7 separate regions of the Mus musculus genome follow, and all the other regions are linked to region 5. A link is a loop called in an ENCODE intact Hi-C map of the cell type or tissue named here. Cell type or tissue: left cerebral cortex. All regions are shown on one strand.

The links. Hi-C counts contacts between places; a loop is a spot of excess contacts. Peaks named below come from ENCODE experiments on the same cell type or tissue, not always from the same donor. Only the 100,000 strongest peaks of a DNase experiment are listed, where the experiment ranks them.
Region 1: it touches region 5 in a loop (3-fold over the local background); 9 of 42 quality-filtered maps call a loop at or near these places.
Region 2: a loop joins it to region 5, with 3 times the contacts of the local background. A loop is called at or near these places in 3 of 42 quality-filtered maps.
Region 3: it touches region 5 in a loop (3-fold over the local background); 9 of 42 quality-filtered maps call a loop at or near these places.
Region 4: a loop joins it to region 5, with 9 times the contacts of the local background. A loop is called at or near these places in 2 of 42 quality-filtered maps.
Region 6: a loop joins it to region 5, with 4 times the contacts of the local background. A loop is called at or near these places in 3 of 42 quality-filtered maps.
Region 7: it touches region 5 in a loop (2.9-fold over the local background); 2 of 42 quality-filtered maps call a loop at or near these places.

Annotation. Positions count from the first base shown.
Region 1 is chr13:97,246,599-97,250,598 of GRCm38, forward strand. Enc1 (ectodermal-neural cortex 1) reads left to right here. Exons shown (of 3, transcript NM_007930.4): 2 at 1-186; 3 at 3,939-4,000. The coding sequence ends at 155. Among named protein-coding and RNA genes, the nearest start is that of Enc1, 7.5 kb to the left of the region's middle. In left cerebral cortex, no CTCF peak of the experiment used is centred here; DNase peaks (open chromatin) are centred at 670, 1,469, 2,493, 2,667 and 1 more place; H3K4me3 peaks cover 3,432 bases; H3K27ac peaks cover 2,457 bases.
Region 2 is chr13:97,629,828-97,633,827 of GRCm38, forward strand. No RefSeq gene overlaps it. Among named protein-coding and RNA genes, the nearest start is that of Gm34087, 9.1 kb to the left of the region's middle. In left cerebral cortex, no CTCF peak of the experiment used is centred here; DNase peaks (open chromatin) are centred at 2,205, 2,442, 3,221 and 3,893; H3K27ac peaks cover 3,710 bases.
Region 3 is chr13:97,238,928-97,242,927 of GRCm38, forward strand. Enc1 (ectodermal-neural cortex 1) reads left to right here and starts at 2,178. Exons shown (of 3, transcript NM_007930.4): 1 at 2,178-2,602. In left cerebral cortex, CTCF peaks have their summits at 737, 1,411 (motif pointing right) and 2,239; DNase peaks (open chromatin) are centred at 170, 797, 1,495, 1,738 and 2 more places; H3K4me3 peaks cover 2,955 bases; H3K27ac peaks cover 3,385 bases.
Region 4 is chr13:97,449,124-97,453,123 of GRCm38, forward strand. All of the region lies in intron 1 of Lncenc1 (long non-coding RNA, embryonic stem cells expressed 1), which reads left to right. Among named protein-coding and RNA genes, the nearest start is that of Lncenc1, 16 kb to the left of the region's middle. In left cerebral cortex, no CTCF peak of the experiment used is centred here; a DNase peak (open chromatin) is centred at 2,343; H3K27ac peaks cover 1,679 bases.
Region 5 is chr13:97,387,033-97,391,032 of GRCm38, forward strand. No RefSeq gene overlaps it. Among named protein-coding and RNA genes, the nearest start is that of Gm33447, 13 kb to the left of the region's middle. In left cerebral cortex, no CTCF peak of the experiment used is centred here; DNase peaks (open chromatin) are centred at 2,254, 3,574 and 3,711; H3K4me3 peaks cover 364 bases; H3K27ac peaks cover 1,545 bases.
Region 6 is chr13:97,553,086-97,557,085 of GRCm38, forward strand. No RefSeq gene overlaps it. Among named protein-coding and RNA genes, the nearest start is that of Gm5086, 4.9 kb to the right of the region's middle. In left cerebral cortex, no CTCF peak of the experiment used is centred here; DNase peaks (open chromatin) are centred at 379 and 1,548; H3K27ac peaks cover 2,485 bases.
Region 7 is chr13:97,490,447-97,494,446 of GRCm38, forward strand. It overlaps Lncenc1 (long non-coding RNA, embryonic stem cells expressed 1), which reads left to right. Exons shown (of 2, transcript NR_110432.1): 2 at 3,959-4,000. Among named protein-coding and RNA genes, the nearest start is that of Gm41030, 35 kb to the right of the region's middle. In left cerebral cortex, no CTCF peak of the experiment used is centred here; DNase peaks (open chromatin) are centred at 1,680, 2,252, 3,099 and 3,383; H3K27ac peaks cover 2,744 bases.

The DNA of each region.
Region 1 (4,000 bases), 140 kb before region 5:
AGCTTTACGTAGTTGGAGGGTACTTCGGCATTCAGCGCTGCAAGACTTTGGACTGTTACGACCCAACTTTAGATGTGTGGAACAGCATAACCACTGTTCCCTACTCTCTGATCCCTACTGCATTCGTCAGCACCTGGAAACACCTGCCTTCCTAATGTAGAGCATCCTAAAGAAAGCACGCATGAGGTAAGAGCCCGTAGCTGGAGGTGCAAGCTGGAAATTTCAGCCCGGTAGCTTGAGTGGATGTGGACTGAGATGGACTGCTTGTTGTCTCATCTGAAGTCACACATGTACAAACTGAAAAGCTTTGCATTCCTACAACATAACTGCTTGGGTTGGCCACCACTGTCACCCCTTTTAACAGGAACCAGTGGTTCTCAGCTGTCACTGAACCTCAGAGTCTCCCAAAGAGATTTTCAGAAGCTGCCCACTCTAGAGACTTTTGCGGGGGGGGGGGGGGGGGTTGGGGTGGAACCCATGCTATCAGTACTTTAAACAAAGTTTTCCAGTGATACAAGTATCCAGCCAGGGTGGGAACCCCAGACTTCCATTGTGATTCCAGCCAGTGGTTGTAACGTGCTCACTTTGTTCCTAGGGCCCACATGCTTCACTCAAGCATCCTTGGATGCTCAGAACAACCCCTGGGATGGCATTACTAATAATCTCCCTATGCAGATGCACAACCGTGATAGCTATGGAGTCTGACTTGTACATTGCCCAAAGTCCTAGACCCTCAGTAAGTGGTCAGGTTAGTGAGGAATGACCCCAGAGCACAAGCACTTGAGTATGCAGTTGAGCTGTCACCTGATCGGCTTCATCTGGGACCATCCCAGGGATGCTGTGTTGCTGTTCCAATTTCACTTCTCCAGGTCTTTCTGTACTTTATAATAGACTTACAAAAACACTGCTCGCGGCTCCTAGTTTATTGACTCCAGAGCTGTATAGTCACTTATTTAAAATGTCTCCCCTCAAAATACACCCCGTCCCTTCAGAGCATGTGTTAATTTTGGAGGAAAATCCAGGTTGTGCTCCTGAAAAGTGATGTCTTGTGTAGACATAGTCAACTCTAACTTCATCCTTTGGAGAGTTAGTTAATCAGGCAGCCTGACTCTGATGTTGGTACAACACAGATTGTATCCTATGTCATACGTCTGAGTACATAATGGTTGTTGTCTTGTGTACATAAGAATGTATTGTTCTCTTGGATCCAGTAATTAATCGTCAGCCTGCACAGTTAGGTGTCACGTGTGGCTGCTTCGCTCCTGTGAAATATCCTCAGGCCTGGCCCAGGAATTGCCCCAGCATGTGTGTCTGTTAGAATCCTATTGCTATGGTAAACACCATGACCACAAACAGTATGGGGGAGGGACGGGCTCATTCCCTCTGACCTGTTATCAGGTCACAGCCCATTGGTGAGGAAGGTCAAGGCCAGAACTCAAGGCAGGAGCCTGAAGGCTTGCTCCCTTAGCTAGCTCAGACTGCTTTCCTGTACATCCCAAGACCACCTGTCCAGAGATAGCACTGCCTACAGTGGCCTGGGTCCTCCCATATCCATCATGTCCAAAGGCATGTATACAGGTAATATTGACTGAGGTTCCCTCCCCTCAAATGGCTCTAGCTTTTGTCAAGTTGACAAAACAACAACAAAACCCAAACTGGCTTAACAGAAGCCCAGGGGCCCGCTGACTCCCGACTCACTGCTAACCGGAAGAGAAGAAAATAATGTCACTGTGGAGGAACCAGAGAGAACTTTGGCTCTGCTTTCCTTACGGTGGGACACCTCTAAAGGGGCCGTTGGAAGGAAAAATGGGGATACCCCAGAGTGGTTGTCAGCTAACCAGAGGGGTTTCATCTATTTAACCTTTCTTTTTCCATGTTCAGTAGCTCACTTAAAAGCACCAAGATTGGTTTCCTTTTCACAATGTGTCATGGTTGTTTTCAACCCCTTGGCTATCTCCCCCAAGCTGCCCCAGCCAGCAGGGCCATGGTCCCTGGGCATGGGATTCCTCCAGAGGAGCAGTCTACTGACAGCAAGCACCCCACACCAAACTGGTTTGTGCAGCCCTGCTGGCATCTCAGTAATCCAGAATAAACAAGTGTTCTGCAAGTGGTTATTTCATTTGCGATACGGGTGCATGACTCAACTCTCAAGCAGGTCTAAAAAACATCTTAGGTGAGAAGCGCTAATTAACAGACTCAAAATTAAGAGTTAGTCCAGAACCAACTGTGTGTAGTGCAGCTGGAAAACTTGCCAGGGACTGTACTGTGGTGGTAGGTCAGAAATGGCCACTGGGAGATTGGGAGGCAAGGACCAAGCAGAGAGGTTGCCAGTGTTCTCTTGACCTCCTTTCAGGTCTCCCTGGACTTAAGACAGCTCTTGTTGAGTGCTTTCAACCACAACGTCCAGAAAACTGTCCCCAGTTCAGACTGGTGGGTGGGTGGTGGGAACACCTAGCCCCATCTAGCCCAGAGCCAACTGTATATCACAGGCTTCTCCTGCAGTGAGACCTTGCTCTGATCTGGCTGGAGTTCACTCTGTGTGTCCTGGGGACATTCCATTCCTTTGATTATCAGCTGTTTGTGATTTCTATTCTTCAGTTTTGGTTCCCTTTTCCAGCCCAGAGTGACTGCGTTAAGGTATTTGAAGCTAATCACTTGCTTCCGGTCCCTGGGAAACAGCAAACGAAATGCTGTGTTACATGTAAAACAGCATTCCTCACCTTGGTATCCCTGACAGGAAAGGCAAGCACATAAAAATTGATCTTGATAGGGCCGGCTTGCTGCTTTTAAAGGGTGACATGAGCCCCTGATCAAAGCCAGTCTCTTGGTTTCCGACAGGGAGAACAATGGTTTAAAGTTTACTATACGCAAGATGCTGTTAAAAACACTGAGAGCCCTGTGGAATGACATTCAGACATGCCTCTGGGTGTCAGCCCTGCCCTCCAGCCTGAGTCCTGATTTCTGAATGCATCCAGGGATAGCAGACACCTTCCCGGGACAGACACCTCACCCACCAGGGAGATCTGAACTGACCCCTGCTGCTCAGTCAGTCAGTGGGTTAGAAGAGAAACTATTCTGATTTTCTAGTAATTTTGTGGTGTCTTATGGCCTCCGCCTGACAGGATGTGGACTTGTTTGCCTTGTGACTTCTTTTAGAAACTACCCCCTCTTCCTTTCTGAGTGTGCTGGGTCTTGAGAAGTTATGTATTACAAGACACATTCTTTTGGCCTAATGTGGATATACAGGTTACAAGGAGGTGGGGCTAAGGGATGACACCAAAGGCTAAGGAATGTCTTGTAGGCTTGAATCACTGTTAGACAACAGCCAAGAGAAACAATTAGGAACTGACTCACTACACAAGGCGAAGAGAAGAATTTGATCAGTTAGTGAGTGGTCCTGCAAAAACTCCCTTTGTCCCTGCTTGGGGCATACTGCGGCAGCGAGTGGGGGAGATGCATTTTATAACTATGGCTGCCTTCTGTCTCTAAAAAGCCTCACTTGGATTCTTTATGATTAGTGGGTTGGGGGTGGGGGGCGCGGGGCATCTCCTTTTCTTGACCCCCCCCCCCACACACAGTGATTATGTCACAATAGCTCTCTTTCCAAACATTGGAAACAGAAGATGGCAGCTCATCATAGCATCAACCTGTGTAGGCTTGAGTTTGAACATACTCATGCATGAGAGAGGGCAGGCGTTGGACACCATTGTTTTATGGGCTGACCGTCGTCATGGCATCAACCTGCTGTGTGTGCACATTTATGGTTGAACTCAGACTGAACACAGTTCTATTGCATTCAGACCTTCAGAAGTGGTCTGCTCAGTTCTGCCCTGAGTCTGAATTTTTCTAAATAGCCTGCTTATTATCGAATGTCTTAAAACAACGATGTATCACAAATCTCTCATACTTTTTTTCCTCTTTCTTTCTTTCCTGTTTAGCTCATTCTGATGCACGGCGAGATGAGATGTCATTTCTGCTTTGGAGAAGGCAAGTTTAATGA
Region 2 (4,000 bases), 240 kb after region 5:
ATATTATTTTAAGGATATATTTATTTTATTTTATGTGTGCGAGTGTTTTGCCTGAATGCACATATGTATACCCTGTGAATGTCTGGTGCCTGAGGAGGTCAGAAGAAGGTGTAAGATTCTCTGGATTGCTATAAACCACCATGTGGATGTAGGGAGCAGAATTCGGGTACCCTGCAAGAGCAACAGGCACTTTACTGCTGAGTCATCTCTCCAGCTCCCGTAATAGAGTCTTAAGTGAAAACGATCTTAAGTCAGTTTAAAATCAGCAAATATGCTTTAATTCTGTGCTGGTATCTAAAAATATGTCTACATTTACTAAATATGTATATAATATACAGGAAACAAAGAGGTGTATAATATACAGGATACATATATAATATACAGAATATATGTGTATAATATACAGGGAACAAATATACAGGAAACAAAGATGAAATGGCATATATCTAAATATAATCAGAGATTACCTCTAAAAGGTGTAATTATCAGTCTTTGATAGTAGTTTCTTAAATTACTGCATCCTTAGGTGTCTTTAAAATGAATGTGTCTATACGATTACAAAATGTATGAACAAAAATCTGACAGTCGTTTAAAATGCAGGTCAAATTGTGTAATAGTGTGAGTGTGAGCCACTCACGGAATAAACGTGGGATCCCAGCATTTGGAAGAGTTGATTAGGAGGAGCTTGATTTCTAGGTCAGCCTACCTGTACCTCCCATTGAAAAATATTTAGCATATTTCTTACTTGTACAAATTTAACCAATACCGTAAAAATAAATCATAGATACTAATATATAATGTAGATTGTTAGGTTACAATCTATGGCATTATATTTATGCACAATATAAATATAAAATAAAAAGCAAAATCCCTCTTCAATAAATGACTTTCTGAAGGGCAAGGAAATCTAGCCACCTTTTACCTTCCGTGAACACAACCCAGTGTGGCTGAATTCACATGAATGCACTTACCATCTGAACCATCGAAGAACAGTCTACAGAAGTGGTTCTCAGCCTTCCTAGTGCTGCGACCCTTTAATACAGTTCCTCAGGTTGTGGTTGACCCCCAACCATAAAATCATTTTCATTGCTACTTCATAACCACAATTTTGCTACTGCTATGAATTGTAACACAAGTATCTGTCGTGCAGAGTATCTGATGTGTGACCCCTGTCGGGTTGAGACCTACAGGTTGGTCTATGGTCTTCATTTATGAATAAGTACTAATCAGAAAACCACACAGTCATAGAAGAGACAGTGTGCTGCTGTGAGCTATCCCAGCACAGAAGCACGGAGAAGCCCAGCTGGTCAGACTCAGAAGCAAACAATTCTTCCCAACTCCAGTACAGCCCTTCCCTGAGTGGAAGGATGATGATGTAATGATTGGGATGCTGGAGAGCAGGGTAGCTTGGTGAAGTATTGAAGGTCAGACCAAGGGGTGCTGATAAAGTGGACACTAGGAGGGAAAAATCTATTCGTCTAGGGCGATGGCACTAAGACTCAATCAAATGGCACTTAGATTCCACCTGAGAGTGGATTTTTTTTTTTCAAAGCCCTAACGGAACCAGTGCTTTCTCTATCAGCAAGTAATGGGAGCAAGCTTCTCTTCTTTCTCGTCCATCCCCCTGCCTTTGCATGTTTAGAATCCAGGAGGATCAGAGCCTGCCAGGTGACTTTCCCCTACGTATCACCATCCTCTGTGCAAAGCATTTGAAGCTGGCTGAGAAATGGCTATCCACACAGGTCATACCTCGTGTGGAAATCTGCCGATACCAAAGAGGGGAACTTGTGTCTCATGGAAGAGACATGAGCATCCTGCCCCTGTTGCTGTCCCCTGGTCCCTGAGTGCATGCCCAGGACACAGTCAGTTTCTCTAGGCTCTAGTCTCCTTGAATAGGAAACAAGAATAGAAGTCCATTCTTGTGTAGTATTGGGGCGGGGGGGGGGGGGAATCATCCCAGATGTTTCTAGTTCATTATTCATTGCCAGATTTCAAAGAACAAGAACATAGAGGAGTTTGCAAGAGTTTTGAAAACACTCCATGTCTGGGGAAAAAAAAAACCCAACCCAAAACCACAGATCATTTCATTGTGTTCTGCTGGAGCGAGAGGACGGGCGGTTTTCACTCATAGCATCGAGAACCTGCAGTTCCTGCTTTAGCTGAGCTGTCAAGTTATTTTCAGGAATCAGCTAGCCGCGTTTTAAGGTAGATGCATGTAAACTATAATATGACCATGTGAGGACAGGGAGTCTCCCAGACCTGTCCCCGGCTCTGTGTCTGCATAGATCTGACATATGCTTAACTCCTGCTGCTTCTCTTCCCGACTCGACCATCACCCACTAATCTGGTGTGTGATGAGGACCATGAACTTGGAGGAAGAAGCCTCTGCAAGTCCTCTGCCTTCGATGTCTATTTTTTTTTCTATCTACAGTAAGGGATGAGGTTTTAACACCTATCTCAGAACCGTGGGAGGACGAATGAAATCACACATATGATGTTCTCCTACTTTGCCAGGCAGCAAGGAAATGGTTTTTAAGTGTCGAGTTGTGGAATCTGTTTCCCATACCAGAAGACTCCGGGCATCCATTCCTCTGTGGCTTGCAATGCTGAGGCTATTCATCTTTGCTTTCTTGACATCTTTCTGTCTCTCTGTGCGTTATTCCCTTGGGTGAGGCTCATCAGTACCCCCCCGCACACACACAAACACACACATACACACACAAATACCCCACATGCACACCCCCCCACATGTACACACACACCCCACATGCACACACACATGCATGCACACACACACACACACACACATGCATGCACACACACACACACACACACACACACACACACACACACACACATACCACATGCACATACATACACACACACACACAGACTGCACATGACAAAACAATAGGAAAAAGCTAAAGGTGAAGTGTGTGTGTGTGTGTGTGTGTGTGTGTGTGCGCGCGCGCGCGTGCAGGTATGTATGCCTGTGAATCTGGAAACCAGAGGTCAACCTTAGATGTTGTTCACCAGGACATTGGCTGTCTTGATTTTTGAAACAGGATCTCTCACAAAGACTTGAGGTTTGCTGAGTCTGGCTAGCCAGTGAGCTTTCCCCAGCACCAGAATCCCAAGCCCAAACCATCATAGTTAGCTTTTGTATGGGTGCTGGGGATCAAATTAGATCCTCATGCTTGTATGGCAATCCCTTTAGTAACCGAGCCATTTCCCAATCCCGTGTGTGTTATTTTTGTGCACAAAAATATTGTGCACACCAGACTCCGCGTAGAACATGACATAAGGTAGAATAAACTTTATTTAAGCATCAGAGAGCAGAAATTTTGATGGGGATCAAACCTGAAGTTCACGAAGGGAGAAGTTCCTTAAGTATGCAGCGCTTCCTCTTACTGTGTTTGGAAGAGGCGGTATGATCCTGTTTCTCCTTTGCTGCCCTCTTTGAGCTCACTTCTCTTTGTCCTCACTTCTGCCTATTGTGATTGTTCTCGGTTGTGTTCTGGACCCCAACAAGATACTGCTGGCTTATCATTTAGCACCCATAAGCTATTTACATATGACACACGCTGTATGTATGCTCTGTGCTCCAGTTCCTCATCTTAGTAGACTACAGGAGTCCATGCCAGTCCCTGGAAATATTGACCTTGGTCTACAGCTCGACAATGAGTTAGTGACACAAGATGTTTGCCAGTGTCTTGAATAAAAAGGGACCCAGGGCAGCTCCCGGCTTAAACTTTCCATCCTGTGTAAAGAGCATGGGTCTCATTGCTTGCTCCGAATTAAACTAGCCCAGTGCTTAAATATTCATGCTTTGCTTATTTCGGGATATTTAATTTATTATGTATCACTTTTCTGGGGTTTTATATAAACTTGCCTGAGGACTTTTTTCCCCCAGTTTGAGTGCTGGCAGAATGTTCCCTTTTCTTTGGCAGTGTGTTGACGAGTTAAAGAAAGTCTGCTTAGCTGGGAAGATGATTTTCTT
Region 3 (4,000 bases), 150 kb before region 5:
TAGCCCTCTTGCTTAGCCAAGCACTCTACAAAGAGAAGCGAACTTCACTGTTTACTTCATTGTGGATGCTGCAACTTCCAGGTGGGAGATGCAATAGAAACGATTATCTATCCTCTGCCAGCTGACTTCTCCTGGCAAAACCCCCAGCCAACCAGCTGACATAGGTATATATACTGCTTCCAGGCAGCAGCAGCAGTTCTAGGTGGCTTTGGGAGAAAGACAGGCATATTTTGTCAAAAGAGAAGATGTGCTAACTTCTTAATGGAACAGTGTTCCACTCCACTGGTACACATGAACTGTTAGTGCCCTAAACCCACATATTTGTGTTTGACCCAAACCCAGACAGATGAAAACAAAGAAAAAGGGCCAGAAAGTGCACAGTAGTGGGCTTTGGTGCCTCCACAGGACATAGAAATATGCTTTTAAAAGACTCGGAGACCTGTTCCTATCTTCCTCTCGTCAGAGCCTATCTCTGATGCGAACTCCGTTTCCATCCGTTTGCTTTCTATTGGTTGTAATCTTTCTCTCCTTGGGAACGGAATTCTGCCTGCCTGGCTCCTTGCTGCCCCTGGGGGCCTCCACACCTGGTTCTTACCTTGAATCCCTCGAGCTTTTTCCCTGGCTCTGTAAAGCAAAATGGAGCCAAGACGCTATCAAAAATTAAAATAGGAAACAGATTTGAAAAGGCTGTCGTGAGGCTGACGAGTTAATGCTAAGAAAGGACTTAAGAGGGCACTGTCTTTCTTTGCGATGAGCAAAATCTATCAGCCTCAATAGCAGAGGAAGCCAGAGAGAGGGAGCTGGGATAAAGGACCAACCCTGCGGGTTTCAGCAGTCTGTGGTCTCAGGAAGCGCCATGTGGAGCCTCCTGCGCCGGTTTAAACCATTGCTACGCCTGGTGTCTTAAGAAAAGGAAGACTGGGGGCGAAGCGTTGGGGAGATGAAGAGGATAGGGCAAACTCCCTGGCCACTACTGAGGCCCTGCAGGTCTCCAGCCAGGCAATTCACATCGCCAAAGACCTCTCTTTCCTCACCTGCACAATAAAGGGTTTGGGCTAATAATCTATACAATTCGTCCCTACATATCTCAAATGCCGAATAAGAGCCAACTCAAAGTGTCGTTTTAGCTCCCAGCACAGAGAGTCAAAAATGAGAGTCATAAACAGTTGTGGCCACGTTTGTTTATTTATTTATTTATTTATTTATTTATTTATTTATTTATTTAGGATAGAGTTCCTTCTTTTGCTAGGCCCTCGAGACTTTAGGTGTGTGTGTGGGGTGATGGTTGTTGTTTTTTTTGGGGGGGGGGGACACGCTATTTCTTGACTGAACTCCAGACTCCACCAACCAACCAAACCCAGGAAAGGCCAAGTCTCCGAAGGTAACAGACATCTTCCCTACCAGGAGGAGGCAGCGTGTCTGCTCCTTGGAGGAGTTGGCTTTGAATCTAGCGGCCCTGGGCGATTGGTTGCGAAACACGTGGGCCCTCAGGACCCAGCTGGGGTTGCTGCGGCTCCAGCTCCGAGCGAGACAGAGTCCTGCCGCGGCTTCCTCACCAACTTGGGGTGGAGAAGGAAGCCCCCCACAAGAGTTTGGAGTCTGGCCTCTTGCCAGCAAGTAACCCAATGTCCACTTGCGCAACCTGCAGTGTTCCCCGAGGTCCAGACCTAGGCTTCTTCCCTTGCTCCTGCGGGAACTAGGCTCTGCCTGCCGCTGGGGTGTCTAACCCAGTGAGTGCATGCGGGAGCGGTGGATCCCCAGCTTGGCCTTGGCTACTCCACTGAGCATTCTTAGGATCCCGGCACCCTCGAGCGCAGGAAAGCGCCTAGGGCTGCTTTCCCCTGAGTTGGGTGCCCCAGCCCCCGACCTAGCCTTGAATGGGGTTGACCCGAGGAGGCGAAGACCCTCCGAGCCTCTAAAACTTATTTTCTTCCCGGTCCCCGAGGGCTGCAGCTGCCCGTTGCTGAGCGAGGGCGTCCGCTTTGTCTCCGTTCGCTCCCCGCCCCACTCCCCTAGTTCCTCTCCGGCTAACCGCCCCCCCCGTCATCCCCCCCCCCAGCTCCTCCCGCTCCTGCCCGCGTAGTGGACGCGCTTCCTCCCTCCTCCCCCTAGCGAGTCTCTTTGCATACGCGCCCCCTCCCGGGCGCAACTTATAGGCCGGCGCACGGTGGCCCGGCGCAGTCAGCTCCCGCAGCCTCAGAGCCAGCGGCGCGACGGAGGCGCTGCAGAGACCCGGAGCCGACGCCAGGCGGCCGCCAGCGCTCACGCCGCAACCCCGTTCCCTCCCCCTGCGTGCAGACCGCCTTCCTCCGCGGCGCGGCCGCCGCAGGCTCACTCTCCCCTGGCTAGGCGCGCGCCGGCAGACGCTTGGCCCGGCCGGGGCGCCAGGTCCGTAGCAGCAGATCCGGAGACCGAGGTCAGCTGCCTGCCGAAACCAGCCCGGGAGCCACTACCCCGGACGCTATCGCCTCCCTTCCCAGCGCTCCTTTCTCCCCGGCGATCGCCACCGCTTCCTGGAACAGAGACGCCCTTCGTCGGCTCCCTGCGGGTGACCGAGGCAAGAACCGCAGCCGGTTGTGTGCAGAGGCCAGCCGCCACTACTGTAAGTTTGCCCTGCAACCCCAAACCTGTTGCGGGCGCCCGGGTTTCGGGCGGTGGGAGTCGGCCGCGGGGTGTGCTTGGGAGCATCGAGCCGGCGCCCGCCACCCTGGCTGAGGCTTAAGCCCAGGAGGTGCTCTCGAGGCAGAACAGTCGCTGGAGTGGGAACGGCACTGGGAGAGCAACTTGCCTCCCCTCTGCGGTGTAACGCCCGGGCAAGTATCGGTGGGTGCGAGGAACCAGGTTGGGGATAATATCCCGGCTCCTAGCAGTCTCCAGGAAGCCCAGCGCGTGGGATCGGTTCCCCAGGGTGCCTCGTAGCCGGCTTTGGGGGGCGGTGGAGGCCATGCGCAGACCTCCTCCTGCGGCCACTTGACTGCAGCCAAATGAATGAAAACTGGTTCCTGAAAAACGAGTTTCTTCTCCTGCAAGCTTTTGCCTTTTAGAATGACATTATTAATTTCAAAGGCTAGGTAGGAATTGGTGGGCGGGGTGGAGATGAAACAGTGGACTTGGACTTGTAATTTGGTGTCGTCCTCACTGGCATGTCCAGCGTGTTGAGAGTAGCCGTTGCAAGTGTTGGAGGGGACGGCGTGGCCAAGAGCTATTTTGGTAAACATCTTTATAGTGTGGCTCCGTTGTTGTCAGTAATGTGAGTGCTTGGGAACGTCTGCCTGGCTTCTTTGCTCGTGGGATCGAGATCAGGCTTAACCAGGAGAGAGATGGAGGTGCTCCCAGTGTTGGAGGCAGACGTCCTGCCTGGAAGCAGCAGGAAGTGAACTGAAGTCACTGAACTAGGTGCCCTTTTGATGTTCACAGTAATAGCAGTCTTTTTCTCTGCCTTCTTTGTAGACGCAAGTTAAGTATATGTGTGCATTTTGGGGGTCATTTCCTTAGCATGCAGATTTATGTCTCTGGGGTCTTTAAAAAATGTTGGAAAGGATGATTCGTTTTATGTTGAAGGTGTTTTTTGTATAACCGTATGTATAAATTATGTCTGGATATTTTGATGTTTGCATGATTCTAAACCAGAGAGCACGTTGTCTCCCTAGGGTCTTCAGGAGCACCTTTTGTTTTAATCATACAGTGGTTGCAAGATGAGAGATTGTGACAGTGACATTCTCTCCCAGTGGGATGGGATCCAAGGTGACAGGTTAGACTCTGCCTCCTGGTTTTCTGGGGGAGACTTAGAAAACACAGCAGCATAAACACAGGATGCAGAGTGGTGCACATCCTGTAGGCCTTCTAGACAAACTGTTTTCTTAAGTATACACCTGGTTGTGAACGTTGTTTTATACCACCCTGACTCCCCAGCCCCGTGGGATTCCAGCTCAGCCTGCTAGCACTTAGATTCTTGTGTTCCTTTCTTGGCTCTTAGCCCGAGAGGAGGCAGCTTCCTTAG
Region 4 (4,000 bases), 62 kb after region 5:
AACAGTTGGGAGTCAGGTACAGGTACTATAGGGGAACATGGGCACCCACAGAAAACTACATACTTAGTATAGCCTCTTATGTAGCCTTGGCTACACTCAAAATCATTTGGAGGCTCGGCTCGTGAGCTGCCTGTCAAACACGGATGGAAGTATATGGGATGAAGGACCCTTTGGCATTTAGTGGCTCTGAAAGCAGTGTGGAGCTATTACTTTAGACTTTAAGGAACATCTTCAGCAATAATTTCTAGCACTTGTGGATTCAAGGGAAAAATGTGCAAAATATCGATTTGTCACAGTTGCATGTCATTGTCACTCAGTCACTCCTAATGGAAGTCAGCTTCAAAATTGTTGGACGTTTCTTGGTGGAAGGTTTTTTTTCTTACTGTTGGTATCAGGACCTCCGAAACCCGTTACATCACATAGGCGGGACACGTAGACCAATTGCCAAGGCAACTGCCACCACATTCCCTGAATCAACTTGGCTCACCTCGCACCTTTACCTGGATTACGTCATCAGCCATATATAAAGAAAGTCGTCCCCCCCCCCCCGCCTCTTCCCCCCCTTTCTCTTTCTGCTTCCACCTTGCCCCTCTCTCTCCCAATAAACCTCTCTCTCCCAATAAACCTCATGTGGAACTGTTTGTCCTGGTGAGGTCCTTCTGAAGCCTTGAGACGTTCAAGATCATAACACTCTCAGATGTTACAAGCATCTTTGCAAGTTGTCTGCAGACTAAAGCATCCTGAACACCTGTCCGCAGATCAAATAGAAAATGCACTGAATTTTAACTGTGAGCTCTGAACTGTATCAGTGTATCAATTTCACTAGTGCTTAGCATAGCCTTGCCCTGTTGTAGATACAGGAAGAGCAAGAGCATGCACGTTGTTTAGTGGGATGGGAGCTAAGCTGTTGTGTCAGGCTTGCATTAACGCCTATATTCAGAGAACAACGAACCACTGTGAGAACACAGTTATGCTGGCTGGGAGACAGTTGCTTCCAGGTCTTGGTTGTAGGCTCTCCTGTCCTTCCGACGGTTCCAGCAAGGTCACCCTAGTTTGGATCTGCTGACAGTAGCAATCATGCTGAAGCTGCAGACCTCTGCAAGTTTACACTGTGACTGGACAATAATGCTTGGAATGTATATTGGGCCTTTCATCTTTGAAGTTCAATGTTCTAACTGTAATCTTTATGACTTCTTGGTGAGGTAGCAACTGGGGGATTGTTTTGATTTGAGGTAGAGGTGTGGACTTGTGGCAGACATCCAGGTTCAAGGGTCTGTTTGGGGTCCCTGCAGGAGTCAAGGCTGAGGTAGGAACAGAGATGGATATTTTGTAGCCCTATGTAGAAAATTTCTTTATTCTCTCTCTCTTTTTTTCAATTCAAAGGCAGTGTGTCACCCTCACCCCCACCCCCAACTCCCTGTAGGAAAGAAATATGTGCAAGGATTCTAGCTCATTCCAAGTATATTAAAAGTCAGAAGTGGAAATCAAATTACAAAGTCTAACTTTTCTAAAGTCTTTTCAAAGTACTTCTAAAGCCTTTGGTCTAAGAGCTGGGCTTAACTTGAAGCTTAGAATATATTCACGATCTCTGCTTTTCCCTCTCCGCCTGGCTGGTCTTACTTCCTTAAGGTAACAACTGCCTGTACTAGAACTCACAGGCTTGTTTTGCCCTGATGATTGCCAGCCGCACCGCACCGAGGCTTTCCAGAGATTACCTCCTCTCAGATCCTAACACAACAACAGCACTTTCAGATTCGAGACTTTATAATTAAGGCATGATGGTTATTTGCAGGACAGTGGAGGATTATCATGCAGATTAGAAACAGGTCTGTATAAATAATAATAAAACCTAAGGGGGTTGTACAGGCACATGAAAGAATCCATGTTAGATAACCAATAATATCTGCCTCCTTGAAAAATCTCATTAGCATTTATCAAGTAGTTAATGGTCTCAAAACACTTGACAGGTAATCCATAGAACATCCTTGGCAGATAATTAAATATTCTGATCTGAACTTGCAGGAGCAGACACACCAAGCATCCGTGAGACTTGACCGGAAGGATAAGACAGGAAGCCGCTGTTGGAGTAGGCAATCAATAACTGCACGTTCCTCAGCTCCTCAGAGACATGGCTGTCCACGCTGTTCTTCAGCGTGACCTTTCAGAGTCACGACGAAAACCCAGTCAAGGAGAAAACTTACTTTTCCTTTAGCAAACTCATATTTGGTTCAATAGAAATGCAGTGAATTTCCATAAAAATGATTCCATGGCTGCTGCCAGGCTTATTTGTAGAGGGTAAGTAGGATGCTACCCACTCACTGGTGAGCTCCGAGGTACAGGAACTTCGGCCCCCTCAGCTTGTGCGTTCTGAGGATTCTTAGGACAGCTGAGTGTATTTGCTGGGGATCTGACAGTGCTAGAGAAGGACTCCTTGTTCCAGCGCCTACAGCAACAGTGCCATTTTGGAAACGCTGTGCTGTACCGTGGTACAGAGAGGAAGTATTACAAACATTATCATGAGACATTCTTTAAGGTGCAATGAACGACTTCTTCCTTTTGTAAACTCACTTAAAGCCCTTCTTTGAGCTCCCTCTCAAATCTTATCTAGTAGTACTTTATATTGATAATGTAGGGCGAGCCAAGAGATTATGTTGGGGGTCTATATCGAGATAATACGTGGTAAGTATATGAAGAGGGCTTTAGATTAGTAACAAGTGAAAAAATTTCAACTTTGGAGAAAAGGTAAAAACAGACTTTTTCTTGTTTCTAGTTTTACTTGAAGATTTCTCACAGTACTAACACACACATACGCGCGCGCACACACACACACACACACACACACACACACACACACACACGCGTGCACACGCACACGCACTCACCTATGTGCGTGTGCAGCTGCTATGGATGGAACGCAGAGTCTTAGGCATGCCAAGCAAGTGCTTACCCCTGAGCCACATCCCCAGCTCCACTTTCAAGAATGGGTCTCACTGTGTCATTTAGACTGGCTTCCAACTGTCAGCCTTCCTGCCTCAGCCCACCAAGTGCTGGGACTATAGGACCAGGACCACCATACCTGGCTCTACTTTATTGTTTTTCTCTCAGTGCAGCTAAAACGTGACACAAAACAACCTCGGAGACAGAATTTTATTAAAAGACGTTAACCTTGACAAGTAAATGTTTCCTTTAACTGTTTCTTCTGGAGGAGCCATTTCCTCCCCCTCCCCAAACTTTCATTTTTTACATCAAAGACAATATGCTCAGTTGGTAATGGCCTAACCAAGTCCCGTGTGTCAGTTGTGCTTTCAACAGCTTTGCGTTGCTAGATACCTGTGAATGAGGGCTGTCTTCATTTTGTAGAGGGTGAAAGTCAGTCGGGTAATACAATAAGAAGGTCATACACTAATCTGTGAGGAAGTCAGGGTCTAAACCAGGGCAATCCAGCTGCAGGCTGTTAACCGATGTTTATAGCAATCGCCAAACAACCCTTTTGATCCTGGGGTGGGGTGGGGTGGGAATGTTGAAGACTTGTCACAGGAGAATAGGCTGTTTTTAGGAAGCTCTTCTCAGTGAGAAAAACCAGCAGAGTTGGCTTTAGTCATAAAATGTTTCCAACGTGACTAGTGACTTACACTTAGAGACAGTGCATTGACTCTGGGTTTACTAAAGGTATACATGATAGAGTATAGGAGCTTTCCTTCCACTGACTTTGATAACAGGAAAGGGAAGACAGGAGAACAGTGGAGAATCGTAAAGGAAAGGAGAGGGGGTAAAGGTGTAGTTTCTAATGGCTTAAGTCCTTCCTGGGCCTGATGCTTTGACTCAGCATAGATAGCATCCAACTACGTTCCTGTGTATATAAATCTACGTGTAGCATTTGTATGAAAGACCCTTTCCAAGGACCACATGCTATACATCCCTCGGGTGATAACAACTGCAGCGTTTGGAGTGAGTGCTGCCCACTGAGAGCCTCCCCGAGTTAACCTCTTAACAAAGTGCA
Region 5 (4,000 bases):
GTGCAGAAGAGGCTGCCAGGCCCCCTTCCTCCTCCCCACCCCTCCAGCTCTGTCTGCTTATGTGGTGCTGAGGCTGCTATGGTTTCGATGCCTCCAGCATCCCCCCAGCTTCTGGTTTTTGCAGTTTTAACTAGTTTTTACTTTTGTGGGGCCGAAGATAAAAGCAAGGGCCTCCTGCATGCCAGGCAACCATTTTTCCTCAGAGTTATGCCCCTATCCCTGCTTTGTGCAATTTAAACGTGCTCAAAAATCTCAAAAACAAATAAGTAATGTTTTCTATCTTGTACAAAATTACACGAAGGGGTTGGAGAGGTGGCTCAGTGGGTAAGAGGACCAGGGTTTAATTTCTAGCAACTACATTGACAACTCAACCTGTAAGTCCCAGTTCCAGGGGATCCGATGCCTTCTTCTGGCTCTGTGGCTTTATATGTGTATATGTATATAGCGCACATGCCTATGTACAGGCAAAACACCTATATGAAATACAGATACAAATGCTTCCACCCACAGTCAAGTCTTGCTGGAATATGACTCTTCTCAGTGAACATATTGAACTAGGACTTCTGTGTGGTCTTGGTGAGCACTGGAGTTTGGGGACCAGGGAGATGACATTGATGTACAGTGTTAGAGTCAGTGGCTTCTGATGGTTCTTAATTGAGTGGTTCTCTACCCGGCTGCACACTAAGGTCACACCAGTGGCACTTGAGACATCAGAGCCCTAGTCCCACCCTAACAGCTCTCCTAACTTGTTGGGGTGGAGGATTACATATCGAAAAACAAACAAACCGCCCCGGAGGTGTTACTATTGCTGTACATGTGAGTGAACAGGAAAGTAATGGGTTAGATAGAAACCAAAGGCAAACAAGAGTGATGCCAGCTATAGTTTGAAGAAGATTTGACCTCCAGCTTTTAGAGACAGTCTCTGGGATGCAGGTGAAGAAAAGCAGCCTGGGTTGGACTGAGAAGATTTATCTGGGATTTAGCAATGCCTGGTTCTCTGGTCTTCAGCATCTGACATCCTCTCTTGGCTTGTCTTCTTCTAATGTAAAATATCCACAGACCTGCTTTCTGGAGCTATTCCATAATGGTGGAATAGGGTACAGCCTTATTTCTGGACACACTGTAGCAGAGATTTTGCTCCAAATATTGTTTAACTGAGCCAGGAAGAAAAACAACGGGGCTAAGACTGGCTTGTCTTGACCTTTGTCATGAATTCCCGGTGTTTATGGCCCTGGGTACCTAGGACCCATGTAAAAGTAGAACTTACAAAAGCCTAAGAACCAGGTCTCCAACTATTTTCTCTTCCCCTCCCCAACAGCATAATTTAAAATATTGAGTGAACAGAACTTACAGTAATGTTTAATTTTATGATTTCAGAATATTTCTAAATTTTTATTATTATTCTTGTGTATATTAGTGTGTGTGTGCACTTGCTTGTGTACTTGTGTGCCTATGTTCAGGTGTTCTTAGCAGACTGTGCACGTAGAGGTCAGGGGATGAGTTTCAGGACTCAGTTCTCACATTCCACTGTGGGATCGGGGCATTGAACTCAGGTCGCCAGGTTTGAGCAGCAAGCCCTTTTTACTGGCTGAACCGCTTCATTGGTCCTCACTTCAAATCGTTTCAAACTCCTTTCAGCTAAATTTGCAGAACAGCACCAACCAAATGATCGGCTTCCTGAAGCCAGGAGTCATAAACGGTAACATGAAGTATGGGCAAAATCATGATAGTGCTAACATGGCCTTGATTTCCCGTTTGGGGTTTGGTAAATTGCATGCTTTACCTTGCGTTAGAGTTAATTTCTATATGTATCGTAATGTTTTCCTGAGTTTGCTGAAAAGATATGTAACAGTGCAGACTTTTTCCACTATGAGAAAAAAAATTGTTTTCCAGCTGCCTTGCATTTCTAGAAATGGAATCGAGCGTAACCACTGGCACCAAATAGTTAGCAGTCTGGCCCCGGGCAGACGGCAGAAGGTGTCTGAACTGCTCCCAGATTGCCGTGGCCAAAGGGCAGATACTAGAATGTGATATTTCTGTGCTCAGAGTAATTGGGCTTGTGGGGAATGCCAACATGGACAGTGCTCAGTGTCAGTCCCCATCCAGAATTCCCACGAACACCCCAATTCCCGCACCTTACCCTGGATTGCTGAGGTGGGGTGGTGTCCTTTTCCAAGAGCAGCCACAGCTTGCTTATCTGCTGTGTGGATAGCCCACTTCACAGCTCATTCACAGCAAACTTAAGGCCAAGCTGGGAGCTTTCCCTTCAGCCCTGTAGCCGCCCACCTCCATACGGCCAGGGAATGCTGAATCTTCAGTGCCAGCAAGCCAGCGTTTATGGAATGCCTGACATGCGGCTGACTTTTTATTAGGTCAAGTTTTCATACAAACCTGATGCTATGAGTGGCATCTTCTTATCTTCCAGATTAGGGAGCCAAGACAGTTGTCTTGGGCACACCCATCAGTCTGCAGTAAGATGCCATCCAGGCTAACCATAGCATTTGATAGTTTGAGTCTTAGAAACTTTCCTAGGCTGAGATGAAGCTGAAATGATTTTTTTTTCCAGGTTAGGTTGGCAAGTGTTAGGCTAGGCTCTTTTCATATTAGACAAGCTAACCATCATGTAATATTTGAAAGGAAGAGAACTAATTCTAATTCAGTTTAACATGTAATTCACAATTTTTATTTGTTTTTTTTCCCATCCATGGAATCCTGCCACCCTGACAATGCTTTTACAACTCTCCTTGTAGCACCTGACTCTCAATTTCATGCCCTTTAAAAATAATCTTAACATTTATATTAAAGACACTTACATTATTCACTTAAGTAGACCACAGCTTCTACGATAAATGTCTATGCATTTCTTTTTCTAAGTTATTATCTTAACTTTAAAATCCACCTTTAGTAAATATGCAGAATAATGGATATCTTTATATTAGTTTCACACTGGTGTATCAGCTGCATTTTGTTTATTCAATAAATTTCAAGATGGAAAACAGAAAAAGAAATAATTTGGGGGCTGGTGAGATGGCTCAGCGGGTAAGAGCACCCGACTGCTCTTCCGAAGGTCCGGAGTTCAAATCCCAGCAACCACATGGTGGCTCACAACCACCCGTAATGAGATCTGGCTTCCTCTTCTGGACTGTCGGAAGACAGCTACAGTGTACTTACATATAATAAATAAATAAATAAATTTTAAAAAAAAAAGATGTTTGGGTTTTTTTAAAAAAAAAAAAAAAAGAAAGAAATAATTTGGAACAAAGTTGGGTAAAGCATCTTTACTGCTAGGTGCTATTCTTATAGGATCGATTATAATGTAGCTAAGTAAATATTTGTACCTATTGCAAATATATATATTTCAGAATACTTTGCCAAAGGAAAGCAATTTCTGTGTATATTACAGAAGGCCCCTTTGTTACTATCTCTATTTAAATCCTATGATGTCATTCCTTGTCCTGCTGTGCATCATCGTTTCCATAGTAACAAGGCAGCAGTGGGAGGGGACAGCCATTGGCTTTTAGGATGGCGGGAATGCATGGAAAGTTCCACCTTCCCTAGCAATGTGCAGATTACTTCAGCGTGTGATAAACAACGCAGAAAGTGACACTGTTCCAGGAAGCAGCTTGTTTGGCTTTCGGAATGTGTCTACTTTCCTGACAGCTTTTCTTCATCTTGTGCTGTCTTTCTTGCCTGCCCTCCTCCCCCAAGACCAAAATAAAATCATTAAAAAACAAAACTCCTGCCTGACGTTCCATGTGACTCAGTGACAGCTGTAGGAGTTTGTGCTGCCAGAGATAGTCCTGGGCAGAGCGCTTGCACAGGCTTAACTGCAAAGTGAATTCGACGCTAGATCTAGTCAATGAGAGCTGTCGGGATGTGACTGAGGAGGGAGGCGTCTCTTTGGAATTGAAAGTCACCTCTCTCTCTCTCTCTCTCTCTCTCTCTCTCTCTCTCTCTCTGTGTGTGTGTGTTCACTTAGGCATTGTTAGAATATTGTAAC
Region 6 (4,000 bases), 170 kb after region 5:
TTAAACCGACTTTTAAGGAGTTGCATTTCCCATGCCTGACATTTGCTCACATTAAGGATGTGAAGACTTTTTTAAAAAAATGTTACCTTGTAGAATTTGATATGATTTTCATCTGGAGTTAATTATTTTGTAGTATAATATAAAGGTTGAAATTTATTTATCTGTACATCAATATGATTTTACCCCAGCCCACTTTACTACAAAAGTACCTTGAATCAGATTGAAATTCTAGATAATTTTTGAAGCTCCGAAAGTGTCTGGCTTTTCTTTCCAACAGATGACACAATGTCTTCTTTAAAAAAGAAGCAGACCAGTTTTTAAAGTTAGAAACTGACTAAAAAGGCAACCGCAGATCTGGATCCACTAGTGATGGTTGTAACATTGTGTAGACTAGCAAAGCTGGGACCCGTTGTAGGACATGGGCTGCTCTTAGTCACTGTGGGGGCTGCGGCTGAGACCCTGTAATAAAGGGCAGGATAACAATACAATAAGAGACAACAATGCATTTTAAAACTAGAGATATACTATGTGATGTAGGGACTCTCAGGACTGAAGACACAGAAACTGCTGTCTTTTTATCCCATTTTTGATGGCAAGGTGAATAGTTATAGAGAAACAGTCAGACACAGAGGGCGTGACCCACTGGAAATAAACTGGAGGACCTTAGCAAGGCCAACTCTTTTCAATCTTTCTGTGTCCTTGTCTTCAGAGGGGAGGACATCTCCCTCCTCAAGGTACAGTGAGCGCAGCTCTTATACCAGGGCTTTATGGCACACTTCAGAGGAGAGTCTGGCAGTTGGTTCTAGGTGGTATGACCTGTACCAGGGCAGGAAGAGAAGGTCACAGCGATCTTCCTTGGTCTGTTGCTTTTATAACTGTCACAGTGCCATAGTTTGGACTGGTAAAGCTTAAGGCTCAGCACAATTTAAGCTTGGGGACAGCTTAAATTAAAGGATATTCATGCAACACACAGTAGGATATTATAGCCAATAAAATATTGACAATCTACATATATGAACAAAGAAAAATAATCCTCCTAATGTGCTTCAAAGGAGCTTGTGCCAGTTACAAAAAAAGACACCTGATATGTCAATGCTACAAAACCTAAATAATGATATTTATAATCATTCATGTTTGCAAAGAAAAGATAGGCAGTAGATTTCTTTGGGTTCTAGGATTCCAGAAATTCGTTTATTTTCTTTTTTAATAGATTTCTCTTTTGAGTATAAATGACCTTTTAAAGTCAGAGAAACATTTTTTTTTATTAAGAAAAACTCCAAAACCCATGTAGTCTGGCACAGGGTTTAAGGATTCCTGTAATTGTGGCTTAACATATCAGCGTATAATATCTTTATCTCAAATACTTTTAGATGGTGTGAACTTTGAGAAAATCCACTTATAGCTTAAATCTGGCTTTCCTAAGTTAAAGAGAGCTACAAAAGGCTTACTGTCTCAAGGACTGAAGGGAACAGACATTTGAAGATTCATTTCCATTAAGATGCAAATGAGAATTAAGGTTATCCATATGGCTGTGCGGCTAACTTTCCCCTAGTTTCTTCCCAACCCAAATACGAGATAGTTTCTATTTCTAAATTCTTTACTGATGTCATTCCTCAGAATGATAAGCATGCGTGGAAGGCTCTGTTTTTCTATCAGGAGGTTAAGCATATCTGGCCACTCACTGGGCCATATCGTGTGAAGTGGCTCTCCTCAAGGTCTCATTTCCCCAGAGCACGTTCTATCTCCAGCTGTGCATGTCCAGCCACCCAGCTTTTCAGAGGATTGGCTCTCAGGCACTGACAAAGTTTTAAAGGAGTCCCAAGAAACTCAAAACACATGGGAAGCAAGAAATACTAGGGGGTTAAATGCAGAAGCTACAACAGAGAGGAGCTGGAAAGCTCTGCAGAGATGGTGGACCTCAGCAGCACAGAACCTGGGTGCTCATATCAGAACCAGAGTGTTTGGGTAACGTATAAAAAATTGAATTATTTAAAGCAGAAAGAAGAAAATACAAAAACAAAACAAAACAAAACAACAACAAAACCCAAGGCAAGTGAGCACACAAATAAAAAAAATAGCATGTGAAAGGGACCAGGCTTTCTCTCAGTGACCAAAGCAGTATCTTAACGTCAGGAACCCTGATAGCTTTTATAATGTGAAAAGAATTAAAATCCTTAGAAATATCTTATTTACTGTATAAGAAGCCTTTATTACATCTTTTTTCAATGTGAAGAAATCGAAGTTTGGATCCTAAGTATGAAGATTACAGATTTGATCCCAGGGCCCTTGGAGGAAAGTCTTGTGTCATCAAGGATTTCCATCACTCATAAAAAACAAACAAACAAACAAACACCCAAAATAAGCTGTTAGAGAGCAGAAGAAAAGCATAGGTGAGCTGTTGTGCTGATTTGCATAAGAATGGTCCCCACAGGCTTATAGGCTCAATCATCAGGAAGTGGCAGTGCTTGAGAAAGATTAAGAGGTGTGGTCATGTTGGAGGGAGGATGTAACTAGGGTTGGGATTTAGGCTTTCAAAAGCTCAAGCCAGGCACAGTGCCTTTTCTCTTGCGACTGCCTTTGGGTTCAGGTACGGAACTCTCAGCTACCTCTCAAGTACCATTACCATCTTCATACAACCATGCATCCTACCATGATGATAATGCACTAAATCTCTGAAACTGTAAGCCAGCCCCCAATTAGATTCTTTTATAAGAGTTACTGTGGTCATGGTGTCTCTTCACAGCAATAGAACACTGTATTAGTCAGGGTTCTCTAGAGTCACAGAACTTATAGATAATCTCTATAGAGTAAGGGAATTTGTTATGATGATTTACAGTCTGCAGTCCAACTCCCCAATAATGGTCAGCTGTGAATGGGAAGTCCAAGGATCTGGTAGTTGCTCAGTCCCACAGGCTAGTAGAGCCCAACAGATGTGCTGGCAAGTAAATGCAAACAGGCAAAGATGAGCGAATCTTCCTTCTTCCAATGTCCTTATGTAGGCCTCCAGCAGAAGGTGGGGCCAAGATTAAAGGTATGTACCACCACGCCTGGATCTGGGATTTGTTTTGTTCCAGGCTGACCTTGAACTCAGAGATCTCTTTGCCTTAGTCTCCTGGGATTCATAGCCACTATGCTTCAAGATCTCCATGACAAGATCCAGGTCAGAAACTTGTATCTCCCAGCCTCAAAATCTGCATCACTAGTGAGCCTCCCAATTCTGGATTGTAGTTCATTCCAGAAATAGTCAAGTTGACAACCAGGAATCGTTATTATGAACACTAAGACAGTCATAACAGTATACAACAACATACTCGACCCCCGCCCCCCGCATTACATAGACCTTCTGCTGGCTGGTCTGATATATTCAGGAAATTGTATAGAAACACTATAGAACTGAAAAGTGTGAATCTAACTACTGCATGATGAGAATTATACCAGCAAACGATTGGCTAACCCAATGAGTACAAAATGCATCCTGCCATGAATTAGGCACATGGGAAAAAATTTATCACATTCACATTCATTACTACTCTACAGAGACTTGGTGGTAGCAGGGTCTGAGCCAGTGGCACAGAGTAACTCAATGAGAAGGAGCTGTTACATGTGGGCAAAAGAGCATGGAGACTACACACACACACACACACACACACACACACACACACACACACACACGTATTTAGCACTTTCTAATGTTCAAACTGCTTATCCATTAATTGAGCTAAATTATATAGAAGGTGAGAAAAGCAGTTGCTAGGCCACTTTGCACACAAGGAAAGGGATTCTCACGGGGCTAGTGACTGTGTCTAACCAGCAAGTATGTGATCTCACTTCTTTGAGTCTTGGGTGTTTCTCCTATTTGTTTTAAGGCTTTATTTGGATAAGTTCATTTTCTTGTTTTAATAGAGGAGGAACAATGCCTCTGCAAAAATAGATAAGTAAATTAATAACTAGCTTTGGCAAAAATCTCTTTTTCCTAGGATGGATGCAGCAAGTTATAGCA
Region 7 (4,000 bases), 100 kb after region 5:
CTAGACCTTTCGATTCTGATTTTTAACTCCAAACATTTCTCCAAATTCTACGCAGTGTCAATGGAAAACAATTAGATAACGCAATCAACAGGCTGGAGAGAAGAAGTTTGGTTTGGAGTGAGAATCTCTGTGCAGTTAGCAAAATACAGTTACACTAATTTATATTGCTTGTATTCCATCTGCTTTCTGGTTTAAAACGTCTTGGATTGCCTCAGACTCTGTATATGTAATATTTTCCATTTACAAAAATGTCCTGCATCACCCATCAGCGCCCCCCCCCCGCTCTTTCTTTCTTTCTTTCTTTCTTTCTTTCTTTCTTTCTTTCTTTCTTTCTTTCTTTCTTTCTTTCTTTCTTTTTAAAGAGAGCTTTTGAAAACTGATACTGGCTAGTCTGTGATTTGGTTCTTGATCTTATAGGTAGAGCCTAACAAGATCATCGAGGGGGACTTTGAGGACTGAGATGTCTGTGTTGTGGACTCAGTGCAAATTCTACCCCAAAAGCCAGGAGCTTAGAGCCGCTGAGCTTTGCAGCAGCGCTCACGTTATTATCCAGAAAATTCCTCCTGCGCCTCTGTCTTTCTACCACCGACCCCTGGTTATGCTTTAATGCAAGCTGCCTACATGCCTTCATGGAACTGCTAATTGCTTTGGAGCCATAGAAGCATGGATGTTTATAAACTTTTTTTTCTTCCTTACTTGGGTTACAAAAGGATGGCGTAGGAATGGATGAAAATTGATGATTACAGGAAAATGTCATGCAAGCAACGGAAGTCTCTGGGATTCCCGGAGGCGAGGGGAATGGATGTAGAGAGTGGATGTAGGGGTGAAGGTGGGGGTTCTGTCTGAGGACATGGCACTTCAGGGGGTGGTTGTGGAGGTGGGACTGGGGGTGGTGGAGGTGAGAAAGTGGAGGCTCTCTCAGAGGACTTGGCTCTCTCAGTCTGCTTGTTTTCTTGCCAGCAGCTGGACAGTTCGCTTTTGTTGACAGTATTGGGAAAAGAAGGGAAGAATGCCACAGAGGCAGGAAGGGGGCTCATCGATTCCAGCTTCACTGCCTGGATTTTCACGGGATAAATAGGACTGTTTGGAAGGCTAATTTACAGGCCCTTTTTATGGTAATAAACATTGTTTAGAAGACAACTGAAAGTTCTTCGTCTTAAGACATGAGAAAGAATTCCTGTCTTGCCTCTTGGAACACAGCACTATTTATTTAGTTTACACTTTACCCTGCAAAACTGTCTTCTATGAACACGATGATGTCTTACATTTGCATGCTACTTTCTAGCTGAATTTCATGGGCGTTATTTCTCTGTTGAAGAGCATCTTTATGTTATTGGTGCAGGTGTAGGAATGAAGAGAAAAGCAATTTATATGGGAAACACGTCAAGATGGAGGACCTAGGGCCAGGTAAAAGGCTTGTGGCTATAAATAGCACCTGTCAGTTTAAGATACTCCTGACTTGCCTAGGAGATTTTCTGGACAAACCTCCTAGAAAGGAGCCTGCATGTGTTTTGTTGGAGAAGTCTCATCTTCTAGAAGCAGCACTTGTCCCAGAAATGCTCTACTGCTTCAAAGCTGCTTGAAGCCATGCCTAAGGTGTCGGCAAAGTGCCATGCACACGCCCTGGCTGGGCTCTACGGAAAGACCATCCAGTCATTACTATCGTCTCTTTGCCAGCTTAGCCTAGGGAAGGGCTCAAAGATAGATATTACTTCCAAATAGCAGCTTGGCTCTATTTTGGGGACTTTCAGTATTTCTATATTACCGGCTGACATTCTGAAAGAGTCAGAGACAGACAGGTTTGATGAGCCATGGAAAACATAAAGAACCTCAGGTTTGGTGTCTGTGTAGGGATGTCACTTTCCCTGTGTTTGACTACAGTGTGGAGCTCAATGTGGGGTTGCTGCTTCTCCAGCCTCTTAGGAAAGGTGACACTCCTTGAATGTGTAGGGTCAACGCTATCCTTACTTGAGCTTGACATATTCATGATTTTGTTGTGCCTTCCTGGTCAATTGCCAGAGTTTAATAGAATGCCCTAGAACTGACACTCCTTCTTCAATTGTAATGGGTAATACTGATTTCCTACTTTCCAAGCTCTCGGATCGCTTAGGAGACAAACCTTTGGCATATCTGTGAGGCATTTTTCTAGTCTGCATTAATGGAGGTGGAAACACCCACTTCCAATGTGGGCAGCGCCATCCACGGGGAAGCGGAACACGAGCACTCACCTCTCTGTTTCTCGACTTCGGATGAGATGTGACTCATGCGGCCGACGGGGCGGAGTAGGATGGTGTGACATTCTGTGATGCTACTCAAAATGATACATATCTTAAAACTTGAGAACTACTTATTTATAGAACCTTTCGTTTAAACATCTGAGAGGGTAGTTAGTCCCAGGTGAGGCGGCCTGTCAGAATGGAGAGCTCAGACGAGAAGGGGAACTACCTGGTATGAGTGTCAGGTCTGGAGGACTCAACCCTCATGAATGGAATTAATGTCTATTTGGATAACTGACAGATTCCTGCCTTCCGGAATAAAATGCACATTGCTTTGGGGAAAGTTTCAGGTTCATAAGTTCTTCATCCAGGGTCCTTTCAGTAGATAGGTGAGGGATTATCTGGAACAGGCAAGGGCCCTTAATGTCATTGTGCGTCATCATGCCAGTGTCTCTAAAACCTTACCTCTTAACCTCTCCTCATCTTTTACCAGTTGCTGGTCCTGTGATCCTCCTGGGACAGTAAAGCCACACAGGGCAGCAAGAGCAGCCTTTCTGTTGCCGGAGATATTCTGTGGGTATTGATTCGGCTCCCTCTGACTTACTTACAATGAGCTCCCAACACAATCGAAGTGATGTATAAAACCGTGAGGCTGGAGCTTCGGCCAAGCAGAGGCAGTATGCAATACATAAAAGCTGGAAGCCCCCCTTCCCCCCCCCCCCCCCCGCCGCGCTTCTGTGACACTTCCAGCTGGAAGATGAATCGGAGCCACACATTCCAGCTCTGCTTGGGTAGCACGGAAATATGCAAGCTGCAATCATCTAGGTATGCTCACTACAGCTAAAGTGGTGCTGTGGTGCCAGTGCCACGTGCCGCGAAGGCTGCCAGCGAGCATTTTTTCCAAGGACCGATTATTGGGAAATTCAGCCTTTCCTCCTCTCGCTCCCCAACCATTCATGGAAAGGTTGCCATGTGCCAGGAAGCCCGACTATTTCAGTCAGTCATGAAGCCATCTAAGCACAGGTGTTGGAAGAGGTCAGCCTTTGAGCCGTGATTTAATACTTAAAGGTTTGTGGATAGTACCTTTTACATTAGTTGCCTAAGTGTTAGAAGGGTCCCTAGTGTGGGGTGAACACGTCCTCATAGTTAAATCGGGAGGCTTTCTCTTAAAAGTGCTCAGTGTGGACCAAAAGTTACATAAGCGCTTTGCCTTAAAGGCTATCCAGTTGGTCTTTCACTTTAGTTCAGGCTTAAAGAACAAAAATAGCTTTCTGGTTTTGTCTCCTTCTGGACGAGTGGCCATCTGTTTACCGTTTAATATCACCAGCTCATGACTTTTCAAGGAACTGCGCAGGATTTCATGGTTGTGCATCAGGGACTTCCTTCCCCTAGTTCACTCTTCCACTGTGGTCCCTTCCACCGGGATAACACAAAAGCACTTCCCTGTCTCTTTTGGTTTATCTGTGACCTGCCCCCAAAAACACATATATGTTATTTTAACTCGGCAGTTCATAACCTGTGGGTCACGACCCTTGATGTGTCAGATATCTTGTATATCAGATATTTTCATTATAATTAAAAAACTGTAGCAACATTAGTTATGAAGGAGCAATGAAATCATCTTGTGGTTGGGTGTGGGGTGGGTCACCACGACATGAGGGACTGTATTAAAGGGCTGTGGTGTTAGGAAGGTTGAGAACCACTGCTCTGATCCCTTTTTTTTTAACATTCGAACCTTCCAGAAGCCTGACCAGACTTGGAACTGAAGCACCTTAAGGACAAAA